Linked DNA regions of Mus musculus: region 1 is linked to region 2. A link is a loop called in an ENCODE intact Hi-C map of the cell type or tissue named here. Cell type or tissue: left cerebral cortex. All regions are shown on one strand. Links, peaks and the distances in the headings refer to the core of each region. The heading gives the core; the rest is flanking DNA.

Region 1 (6,375 bases), core at 460-5,459, 300 kb before region 2:
CAAAGACTGAGGTGTTAAAACGGTGGATCATGTGAATGTTTGCCTTGCATTGCCTAAGAAATATTCCAGTCTGTCACTTGGACAGGAGTTAGAATTTGCTCTTCCAGATGCTCATAAACACCACACTAGAAGGCCAATGTTTAATTTATATTTTTAACTTGTTTTTCAAACTCTTTTTGCAGGACCTGTTTTTTTGTTTTCTGACAGTGTTAGTAAGTCTGTATAATAGCTTAGATGCCATTAAGAATAAAGCATAATTTAATCTATGGCTTCATATATAAGACAATTTGTTAGAAAATTGTTAGATTTCATACTTGTATATAGTTAAAAATAAAATATACAAGCATGAAAAAAGTTTAAACTCATATCTGGCTATTAGTGTTGTACATTATCTTATTATTTGAGCAAATTTACAGATAATCACATTCAAGCTCACCTCTGACAAAAGAAAATGGAAAACATACCATGGAGATCTATCTGTCATCTGTCTGTCTGCTGCCTACCTGTCTTCTGTCTGTCTGTTGTTCTATCTGCCATCTATCTATCTCAGTATAGATTAAAAACAGATTACATTTTACTGAATTTTTATATCTCAAGTAGAAAATTCAAAATTTCTAAAGATTAATCTTGTATCCAAAGGCACAAAAGCATTCTACTTACGATATTTTGTTATTGAAAAGATCATATTTGTGAAATAATTACATATCAAATTCTCATATTCTCTGGTTGCAATAAAATAAGTCTGAAAGCAGAATATCTCGTGTGTGGCAATGCAGAAGTCAGAATTATCTGATTGAACACACAAATGGTTTCCAGTATCCACAACTCAACAGATTAATGTCAAGAACTTGGTTTTACTAAAACACCAGTTTTCTTCCACATATGAACTCATAGTTGAATGCGTGAACATTGTCAGAGTGATTATGTTGATGGGTATTGACATTAATAACTCCTATGTTGTCTTTTTTCCTCAACTGCTTTATATCTGTAGATTCCACTTTTCACTGTATGAAGTGGTACCTTGTCTTACTGATGTTTAAATAACTTTGGGATTAAAAACTATGGAGAAGTGGCACATTTGCTAACACTCTTTTTTTTAACTAGATGATGTAATATTTTTTACAAATGGACTATAAATAATCCAAACCATTTCTGAAAAAAAAAAGTGTTTCTCCACTTGTTAGCTTACAACAAAAAAGAAATAATACCATACAAAATACTCTCATAGCAAGAAATAAAAGCATGTTTACTGTTCAGTAAACTAAAGCTAAATGCATATTGATGCCTATATGAAATAACTAAATGAATCTGTTTATTAAGGAAAATTAGAAAAAATAGAAGGTCAGCAAGTCTTGGCCAGTGGCTATGCAGTTGCCAAGTCATATCATTCTTACTGAGTGATACACTGTATATACACCAAAATGTGTGCAAAATGCCAGGATCTGGCCTCTTTGGGGCAGCTGCTAAAGATGAGGCGTGCACTTCAACACATGGGTCTCAGACTTCACTGTGGTCACTGGCCTTGCTCAAATTCTAAAAAAGAAGAAAAAAGAATCACATATTACTCACTTACCTCATAATCTGCACCGCAATGAAAGAGCAGCAGTAACATAAGCCACACCCATCAGTAACAAAGCTGCACATCCCATGCCCAGCGACTGACTTTGAAACCAGCCAAATACTGGACTTGGCCTTTGTTTTCCTACTTCTAAAAATCTGGCTGAGTAAGAATCCCTATTTCACATGCAGTGGCAAATTTAATTAATGTGACTGAGAGCTTTAGAATATTCTAGAATGCAGTAGGTACTCAATGCACGTACGTAATAATAATGATAGTGTTATTGTTCTGACTGAAGATGAGCTCAGTCCCCGTGGGAAGCGCTAATGCTGCCCGGTAATGGAGAAAGGCAAAATGACTTAGAGCTACAGCGACATTGCTGGAAACCACGACTATGGAAATCATTACAAAATCATTAACAAAAGCCCAATATTGCACAGTAATTTGCGTACTTATAGACATGTGACCACCACAAGCCATAAATGATGCTCCAAAAGATGACTATAAATAAGCCTATTGACGTGAGTATCTGAGCACAAAATTTATTTAAAATTGATATTTAGTATTTGCATTGGAGAGCTCCAAGGTCAAATTCCAGACAGTGGATCTTAGATTAAAGCTAAGGTGATCATCAAATTCTCTAAGCCAGGACAACATTAGAAGATTCAAATTATTTAACAGTTGTTCATAACTTGCCCACCAAATGGAATGGAATCATTTCTTTTAAAGTAAATGTGTCAGATGCAGAAGCAAGGGTTATTCATAGATTCTTTTTTTTTTCCCCTTAGAGATCAGTGAGAAGAGAACCTTATAAAATTTCCAACGATGATGTATGTATTCTAGTTTTTCTTACAAAACTCTTGTTCCCTAACTTAGCCAACTCACCTTATTTGATTGGATGATACTTATCGCAGCAGGTACCGAGTCAAAAAAAATTGGTTTTTCGGTGTCTAGGTCTCCATAGTATGTCATTGCTTTTATCAAGGATGCTGCAAAGAAGAAGGCACAGGATATGTAAAGACACATGGAGCAGCTGAGAGGAGTCATCTGATGGTAGCTGACAACACCGTCTTACCAGTACAGTTGGCTAAGAACACATCCACACTCCTGCTCTTGCAATCAAGGTAGAGCTGGAAGAAGGAAAAGAGCAGACACATGGTTAGTGCTGCGAAGCAGACTTGAGGGAAGAACCAGGCTTTGGGAAAAGGAGAACTCTTGGGAAAATAAATGAAGAAACATTTCTGAAATCAAACCACCAGAGGGAGGCATTGTTACACAGTTAAGGACGTGCCCAGCACTCTCTAAAGGATTCAAATTGAAATATTCTACAGAGACTAAATTTAGCTGTTCCTATTACCATTTCTTTAGAAAAATGAAAACATAATCTTTGCTTCCTTGTAAAAATGAGAGAGGACTGCTCTCAACATCTTTTATGGAAAGTCCAGAACCAGCCCGTGGAGGTGATGAAGGATGCTAGCCTGCTAACTTTCGTACTTGGTGCACCAAGTGGAAGAGTCGAATTCATGCACAGGCAGACTAGGGCCTTGACTCTTACCTTCTAGACAACTTAGCCAGAAATAATTTAGGAGCCAGTGATTTTCATTCACCAAAAGCAGACTAAGATCATGAAATCTGGCTAAGCGTGCATGTAAAGTTTCATTTATAGTTGGATGGAATCGGTTATATGACAATGATGTTTCCTATATACAAAACATGGACAGCTGCAATTACAATACAATCTAGAATGTATTGTAAGCATGTATGCTACATGATACATCATTTCTCTCATCTTTCTCCACCAGAAGTCCTTTTTGAAAAGTGAGAACTGTGGATTAATCAGAGGTGAGTATAAATGAAAAACAACAACAACAACAAAAAATAAACTACAGGCTCTGACTTTGACATTCAATAAGTGGCTTCCATTTCTTTAAGTTAATGTGATTAATTCAACGTGACCTTTTGGTGTTTGACTTTTCTTTGGCCCAATGGAACTCAAACACATTGCTGTTATGGATGGCCCATTGATGTTGACAAAGACAATCTCCAGTTCACCGATCTGCCTCGACTCCCAACACCGGCAAAAGAATAAACACAAGGCACCCAGCTCCCTTCCCTCCACAACTCCAACATCAATGCTCTTGGTGCTGAAGTTGCTCAGTACACAATCTAGAGCGTTCCTAAACAACAGAGAAACTGGAATAGCTGGTCAGGCATTGCTGCTCATGGCTCCAAACTTTTTTTCAGGGTAGCTGTAACTAGAAATAATAGTGCTTGCAAAAATATTTGCACTTTGAAGAAATGGTCTTAAAACTCACTATACATATATGTATATATAAATCAGGTGATGTATGTATGTATGTATGTATGTGTTACTATTATGTGTACATTTGTGTTCATACATGAGCATACAACAGCACATATTGGAAATTAGAAGAACAACCAACAAAACGAAACTCTGTTGTGGAATGATTCATGTTTATGCAGGTTCTGGGGATCAACTCAGGTTGTCAGTCTTGCCTGGCAAAACTCTTTATCTACTGAGCCATCTCACTAGCTCAAGTCATGACTTTTTAAAGCTAGAAATATAATAATAGATGTTAGCACTGCTGCATGCTTACTACCTGCGCTGACCACTTCCGTGCTTTACTGGCTGTTTCCTGTGAACTCACAGTGTGAAGAAGAGGAGAGCTCTTTACTTCTAGTTTATAGAAAAGCAAACAGATGAGGGCTGGGGAGATGGCTCAGTAGGTAAAGCTCTTGTCACAAACACACCAAGACCTGATTTTGAGCCCTCCAAACAAACCTAAAACAGTACAGAAAAACAGAACAGCCCACTGCTCCTGTCAATACAGGGGGACGGGGCAGAGACAGGAAAAGTCCCTATCATATGTCAGCTACCTGGCAAATGACGAACACATACTGTCTCAAACAAGGCTGAAAGCCAGCACTGAGACCGGTGTCTCTCCTTTGACATACACACATGCACCGTGTCATTCATGTAGCCACATTCACTCAAATAACCACATGGTGAGGGGTGGGGGGAAGAGAGGAGAAAGGAAAGGAGAGGAGAGGGGAGGGGAGGGGAGGGGAGGGGAGGGGAGGGGAGGGGAGGGGAGAAAGGGGAAGGGGAAGGGAAAGGAAAGGAAAGGAAAGGAAAGGAAAGGAAAGGAAAGGAAAGGAAAAAGAAGGCAAGACAAGGCAAGGCAAGGCAAGACAGAATTTAGCTCCAGGCACAGAACTAGTATCTGGCTGATGTGTGAATCTAAAATCTTTCTATCCTTAAAGCCTATGTGCTTAACACAAATTCTAATGTAGCCATGAGGCAATAAACCATGCAGTAATAAGGAGAAAAAATGAAACAGGTACAACATTGCCAGCTTTGTGTATATAGCAAAAAATAGCGTGCCAAGTGCAAGTACAGTTTTCCTGCCAATTTAAAAGGATATCAGTTGTCCTAATGCAGCATGGAGACCGTTTAAGCCATTATGATGATTCAGGTAGAAAACAAAAGCAACAACCTCCATTCACTGGCACACTTCGCTGCCTGGACTGCTTTATTCCTCTTAACTATCAGCCTTCAAACCTAAACCAAAGGGCATCAGGTCCCTTGTCTTCCTCTTAACCAACTCTAGGCCGCGTCTTCAAACATCTAGAGTGGGCAACTAATAATTTCAGCTAAAAATTTAAAAGTAGCTCAAGAACAACAGCGTCGTGGTTCTTACAAACCTTGATTTGCATCTTCCATTTGCTTTCTAAATACCTTCGGTTCTTAGAATCATCTCCTCATTTCCACAAAGCAACTACCAAGATTTAAACAAATGGCTGATTCCCTAGCACAGTGCAGGCCTGGGACAGATCCAGCATAATTCCCAGCCGTCCTCAGGATCAGCACTTTCCCACCAAGCTCCTCTGTTCCCAGCCTCCTGGACAGACACTCAGTTCGCCCTGATAGTTCTGGAATGTGAAAGGTGGGAACTCTCGAAGTAAATGTTATGATACAAATGGAGAGATAGAAAATATATAGGATCTCGGACGATCTGAATTCCATCAATCCATTTTTTTTTTTCTGGTTATTTATATGTTTACTTGGGGGGTTAAAACCATGGTTTTGATTGCTAGTCAGCGCTCTGTCGCTGAACCAGTGTCCCAGAGCTAACACAACACTTTAAAAATAATTCAGATAAAATGAAAGAAAAGGGGACCTCCTCGGATGATTCGAGTGTCCATTACAAAGCGATTCCCAACCGCAGCGTTAGGTGGGGGAGGGGTGAATGCAGCAGCCTCAGTGGGGAATCGGGCAGGCTGAGGTGAAGTTCAGGAGAATTCGCTGGGTGATGCAGCTACACCCCAAGAGGTTTTTCTCCATTCTAAAAGCACTAAACATTCACTTTCTGGCAGATACTATGTCCAATAATACTCAAATTTCAGTCCAACTTTGACCCCCTATCCTATGTACCTAGAATCCTGATAGGGTCTTTTGCAACATTGTAATAAAGGCACAGAATTCTATGTCTTTTGTGAGAAAGGGGTTTACGACTCTGTAGCTGATGTGGCTGAGGAATACTTCAGCCAGCTGAAGAGCGGTAAGGAATCAGGCCTGACCCAGGGTGTACAGATACCTCAACAAGCGTGGAGACTCCTGTGTAGTCAAAAAAGGTCAAGCCACTGCAATTCAGGACCAAAGAACACTTCTCGCTGGAGCAGGGCTGGGAAGCCTCTTCTGCAGGAGACACAGAAACTCTAGTTAGAACGATCAGATTTCTGCAGCTGACCTGGCAAAGAAACAGTGTCCTGGAGTCTAATGGCAATTCTGCCCG
Region 2 (6,375 bases), core at 856-5,855:
CCAGAACGTGCAGTCTCTGTCTTGGAATTCCTTTACACATTTTTTAGTATATGTAGTAGGTGTGAGAACTGCCACAGTATGCAATGTGGAGGTCTGACGCCAACCTGTAGGAATCAGTTCTCTCCTTCCACCATGTAAGATCCAGGAACTGAACTCAGGTCCAACTTGGTGACAAACACCTTTACTTGCTAAGCCACCTCATCAGTCCTCTATCTTGGATTTCCAGGTGAAACTGCTATGGAATTGTACCTTTAAGATTATAGCCATTCAGTTGGGATCTTTGATCTTCCTAGGTTCTAAACAAAATCTACATATCATCAGCATCATGCACTTCAGCTTCTTCGATTTGCTCTGTCTGGAAAACATTTCTCACTCTGAGCATCATTTGCTATCTGGAGAGACTAGGTGTAATAGCATTTTCTACAGAAACAGAACTGATTGAATGATACGTGGGATTTATTAGAGGGCCTTACAGCCTGTGGTCTGACTAGTCCAATAATGGCTGTCTTCCAACATAAGGTCCAAGAATCCATGTTGAATCTTGTTCAGTAGGTCCATCATGAGACTGGATATCTTCAGCATACGCAGGAATCCTTTAGAAGTAGGCTCTAATACAAGTAAAGAAATGACCTTGACAGTGAGATTGAGGTCACACAGGTTAAAAAAACAAAAAAAGCTTCCTTCTTCCTTCTTCAATATCCTGTATGTAGGCTGCTATCAGAAGGTGTGGCACAGATATGAGGTGAATCCCCCCGCCCCACCTCTATTGATCCACAAGGAAAATCCCTCACAACTGCACCAAGTGGCTTGGCTTTTAACTTACTCCAGATGTTGTCAATTTGACAACCGAGTAGAGCCATTAGTTTTACTGTTCAAACTCCCAAAGGCATGCTCCCTTATATTTAAATTTTCTTCTTGATCATCTCTCATCTTTTACTATCATCCTGACAGCATTTTTGACAAAATATTTAGAAACCCTTGGCTAGAGCATGCATTGGTGAGATAGGCTCATTTCTGGCTGTTAAGGCAAATTGCCGTACTAAACTTTCTGCTACACGGGAGCTAGCTTTCCCTTAGCTTGGTATTTTCCTCTGCTCTCTAACCCTTCACCAATAGCTTCCTAGTATGACCTAAGTCTCCCATTAATAGTCTATACAGGACTCTTATAAGCCCACTCCCAAAAGAATTTAAATAAGAAAATGAGCCCAAAAGTAGACATTGTGTACAAAATGGAATTTGTTGTGTAAACCTAACCTCATGTATTTCGGAGCCCCTGGAGCCTATTGCTTCTGTGACCAATGCCGTGCCTGCCCTGAGAAGCTGGAGATGTGACAGAAGCTAAGAGGAAATGCAAGCTCAGCATGAATATACTGCAATTAAGCCAGCGAAAGTGCAAAGGCATGTTGTGCCTTATCAGGTAGGCCGATCTAAAGAAACAGAACCGGGGCTGGTGAGATGGCTCAGCGGGTAAGAGCACCCGACTGCTCTTCCGAAGGTCAGGAGTTCAAATCCCAGCAACCACATGGTGGCTCACAACCATCCGTAACGAGATCTGACTCCCTCTTCTGGAGTGTCTGAAGACAGCTACAGTGTACTTACATATAATAAATAAATAAATCTTCTAAAAAAATAAACTATAAAAAAAAAAAAAAAAAAGAAACAGAACCAAGCAACTGTGTATGTGATACACATGGGGATTTAATAGATCAGCTTATACATTAGGGGCAAGGCAGTCTAACAATGTTTGTCCTCGAGATGAGGACGACGAGGTCAGGGAGCCACTCAGTTTATGGAGGAGGACACCTCAGCTGTCCCAGTGTGGCAATGGAAGCCTGGAAGCTCTCTGGAGCATTGCTGGTATAGAGTTCACACAGGAAGGTAGAGAAAATTGGAGTCTGATGGCAGAAGGGAGCCTCAGCGAAAGGAGCAACATCCACACTAATGCAGGCTTGAGCTGCAAATGCAGACAGACAGGGCTGTTTCTTGGGTACTCATTCGTGGAAGTGCCACCCGTGCTGAATGCAGCTCTTGCCCCTCAAAATCCTCTCTAGAAACGTCCTCACAGATGTGCTCAGAAGTACGCCTGTAAAGTGGTTCTGAATATGGTCAAGTTAACACTCAAAATGAACCATAATATTAGCCCCTGCAATAACTACTATTTCCCAAGCTGTAGCGCAAGACTTCTAAATTTCGTGTGTAATGGTGTCTTATAGCCAGAAGTGCCCTGATACTACAAGGATTTTGTGCAAAAACCCTAGCTTTGCTAACTTTGTTCAGCACAATCCCACCCTGCTATCATGTTTGTACCTGTCCCCTTCTCCTCCCACTTCTAACGACAGAAAGCCACACAGCTTCTCACCTAGACTGTTTTATATCTGCACCACAGTCTCGGATTCAACCACTGCTGACGTTACACATCTGTCTACTCAACCTTCTTATCTTGGATAGTGCTGAGGACTGAACTCGAGGCTTCACACATACTAGGTTAGCACTCGACCGCTGGACACTCCCAACATCAACTACATTTCTGTAACAAAATCTATACATCTGCTGTAAAATAGTCCATGGCCCCTCACTGCCTGTCAGTTAGAATATCCCCAGGAATGGGCTAAACATATCATATCAACAGCAGGCCACTCCTTTTACAGCCCCTAGGACAGTGTTTGTGATGACATTAAGCACACCTTTTGCTCATGCTATTCATTTGCTCTGCACTAAGGAGAATACTTTCCAAAGCAGACTTTAAGCTCCACTTAGCATTTTGTATCTTCTATTTTATGTTCTTTTCTTATTCTTCCTTGCTATGATATACTAAGTCGCAGCTGAACGACAATCTCTAACAGCGTAACTGACAGAGAAGGCACCCAATGGCTGTTCATTAAACTTGGCTGAACAATCAAAAATGAGGGCGCACCAAGTTTAAAGCATCAAAAGACTGTACTGTTTTAGAGACAAAGAAGGATAAAGTTGAGAAGTCAGGTCAAAATGAACCATAACGTGGTTCACATATATGTGGGAAAGATCATGACTGTAGTTGGTCTTTTGCGGGTATATTAGATGACCTCTTATGGTATGGAGGGAGAGGGTACGTAGGAAGGTATCTGTCAAGACAGGGCAGTTGTGAAAGTCCAGGTTTATAGACATTAGAAACCTAGAAAATGGAATAGAAAAAGACTTGAGTTTGCTTTTTCACATTCTTAAATTTGGACCTGTGTCTTAAATACACCCCTATGTGTGGGCAGCTACAAATGAGAGGGTTGCTGAACTGCCTGCTGCAGAGCCTCGTGGAATGCTGGCACTGGGAGCTTTCCCAGCAAGAAGAAATCAAACCATTTGGCAAGAAAATTGAAAAATCATCAGCTTTTTAAAACACCAGCCTGTGAACCCAGTACAGGACCAAGAAGCTAAAGCTGGATGCTAATCCAGACCAGAGTTAATGACTTACTATGTGAACTTCAAGTCAGTCAAACTGGCTCTATCTCCTGTCTCATCAGTAAAACAACAAGAGGGAATACGAGTCTATTCCACAGAGACGCCTGGGAAATAGCTAACTAATGATTATAAACGACTCTGGAAGTACAAAGTGCTAGGAGAATGCTCAATTATGTATCCTAGAATGTCAAGGACCTTAAAGTGAAATAACTATTTATTTCACTGATAAAGAGAAGGCTAGTTGTACTTACTAAAATACTATGATATGAAATTATCTAGCTAATTCTGAATGTAACAAAGGCCCCTGTGAAAAACTGACAGATTTTTGAAAGCCAGGAAAATGCATGAAAAACCAGGAATTCATAAATACAGATTATGAAAGAAACCAATGCATTTACTTGACTTGTTTTGGCAAGCTTATTTTGTGATTAAAGTGTGGTCTGGGACTTGGGTAAAAGTTTTCAAACTAGCAGATGCTTCATATGCTCAAAACGGCTACAGTAACTCTCTGTCCTATAATAAATGGACCCCGTTTCTCTTGGTTCACTTTTTAAAGCAAATGTGGAAATAGAAAGTTTGTATTAGGGCCCTGTACGGCCACAGGCCTGCCTTCTGGTGAGAACCTTACTGATGACTAGTCATGTGGCATGGACAAAGAACTCTTTAAGTCTCCTCCTCTTAGCTTTACAACAGGCATGAAAACACCAAACCTGGCACTGGGGGATGAACAAGACCACGAGTGTAAACTAGTTAGCACAACTCCGGGAACAAAGTGAGTGTTCAAGAAAAGTTCATTAGCTTTTGTGCAATTTCATATACACAAATAAACCAAGATCCCCACTGTTATTTAAACACTGAGATGTAAGCACTACTCAGCCGACACAGTGGTTAGCACATGCACACCACATGCAGTACCTGCCTCCCTGCTGCCATCCATGGGACAACATCCCCTTCTTTATTCCTCTTTTGTTTAATGTGCTCTTACTATGTCTGGTCTAGAACTCTCTATGTAGACCAGGCTGGCCTTGAATTCACAGAAATCCACCTGGCTCAGCCTTCTGAGTACTGTGCACCACCACACTTGGCTATCTACTTCCTCATCCATCATGACTTCACTATATTTATTGGATATCTGAGTGCCTAGGTAGCCCTTCTTACACAAGTTCAAATGAAAAGCTAAATAATGACCTGTCAGAAACAGTGCACAAAATAACTTGCCATGGGTTAGGAGACTGGATCTCTATGAGCAGTTCATAAAATTTAGAAGACCATGTCACTGATGAAAAATAGAGAATTATCCAGTTTTATTGCTAAGTGTCTTAGTCAGGGTTTCTATTCCTGCACAAACATCATGACCAAGAAGCAAGTTGGGGAGGAAAGGGTTTATTCAGCTTACAATTCCATACTGCTGTTTATCACCAAAGGAAGTCAGGACTGGAACTCAAGCAGGTCAGGGAGCAGGAGCTGATGCAGAGGCCATGGAGGGATGTTCTTTACTGGCTTGCTTCTCCTCGTTTGCTCAGCCTGCTTTCCTATAGAACCCAAGACTGCCAGCCCAGAGATGGCACCACCCACAAGGGGCCTTTCCCCCTTGATCACTAATTGAGAAAATGCCTTACAGTTGGATCTCATGAAGGCATTTCCTCAACTGAAGCTCCTTTTGCTGTGATAGCTCCAGCTCTGTCAAATTGACACAAAACTAGCCAGTACACTAAGTAAGGTAATTTTTAAAGCTTCATCCTTAAGTACAAGCGGCATAATTACATAAATAGGGACTTCTTAGTTCCTCTGATAGAGAATATAGGCTTTAAGCAACTTTCCTCAAGTACATGAATGCATCACATCACATCTTTTGCCAATGGGACCGGATTCCAGAGAAGGAATTTAATTATTATGTATTGAGATGAACTGCTCTAAAATCTATTTTTAAAACATACAGATAGACACATCTTTTCTACTGAATATTTAAAACATTCAAACAGATACGCACATATCTTCTACCAAATATTAAAAACATACAAATCAGAAGGAACTAGTCAATAAAGGGATGGAGGCAGAAAACAAAACACAGAGATAAAACCAAAACCAATCAATTCCTAAACATCTACAGAGGCCAATGATTGGGAATAAACAATGCAAGCGAAACACAGGAAGGAATGGCTTACAGTAACGCCAGGACTGTGGCTTGGACACTGGACATGTCTGATGGAGACAAGAAACACAAGTTAGCTGACACTAAGCAGACTGCCTGTCCTCCTACAACAGACAGCTGCTACCAGCTTCCCACAGAGTCCTGCCAGGAAACCCTGGCCTGGCAGCAACAACCCTTTGAAGTTATTTTTTTCCCTTGAAAAGGTGAAAACAAGAATTTTAAAGTGAAATCTCCTTGTTTTTAAACTACCAACTAATCTTTTCTTTTAAACAAAGTTAAATCACTACATGGGCCAAGCAAAATATAACTGCTGTATTCAGCACACCGACTTCTAACCTACATAGTTTATTTGCTGAAGTATCAGCATCCTCTCTTCTACCACAGTCCACGAGACAACCCCAATCACTTCATCCTACAGTATAAAAACAAGGAGAGCCAACTCTCAACCTATAAACTGAGGGAGAAGATCACAACAGCAGGGACTGAAGAACTCAAAAACAACCTACTTTTAACATGGTCCTCTTATCTCTTACAAACTCATAATCTGGAGTTCAATTCATCCCTTGGTAGTACTGTGCTGGCTGAAACGATAAACACGGGTGATACAGAAAAGAAGTCACAAGAGACTCTGATTTAGCAAATTAACACTTCACCAGCCCTCTGCAGAGACAGCAATGTATTTCAGTAAGTTACATTAGCCAGCCATGCGAACTGATGAAATAAAACAACTATAAAGGCTGTGTGGTACATGTGAGTTCAGAGGGCAACGTGTGGAATCAGTTCTCTCCATC

Evidence for each region. Peaks named below come from ENCODE experiments on the same cell type or tissue, not always from the same donor. Only the 100,000 strongest peaks of a DNase experiment are listed, where the experiment ranks them.
Region 1: a loop joins it to region 2, with 2.9 times the contacts of the local background. A loop is called at or near these places in 12 of 42 quality-filtered maps.

The regions. Positions count from the first base shown.
Region 1 is chr4:14,503,970-14,510,344 of GRCm38, forward strand. It overlaps Slc26a7 (solute carrier family 26, member 7), which reads right to left. Exons shown (of 19, transcript NM_145947.2): 16 at 6,178-6,278; 17 at 2,634-2,688; 18 at 2,444-2,547; 19 at 1,228-1,533. The coding sequence ends at 1,498. Among named protein-coding and RNA genes, the nearest start is that of Slc26a7, 110 kb to the right of the region's middle. In left cerebral cortex, for the core only: a CTCF peak has its summit at 2,824 (motif pointing right); a DNase peak (open chromatin) is centred at 2,802.
Region 2 is chr4:14,799,806-14,806,180 of GRCm38, forward strand. It overlaps a transcript of Lrrc69 not described here. Among named protein-coding and RNA genes, the nearest start is that of Lrrc69, 6.9 kb to the left of the region's middle. In left cerebral cortex, for the core only: no CTCF peak of the experiment used is centred there; DNase peaks (open chromatin) are centred at 3,275 and 5,742.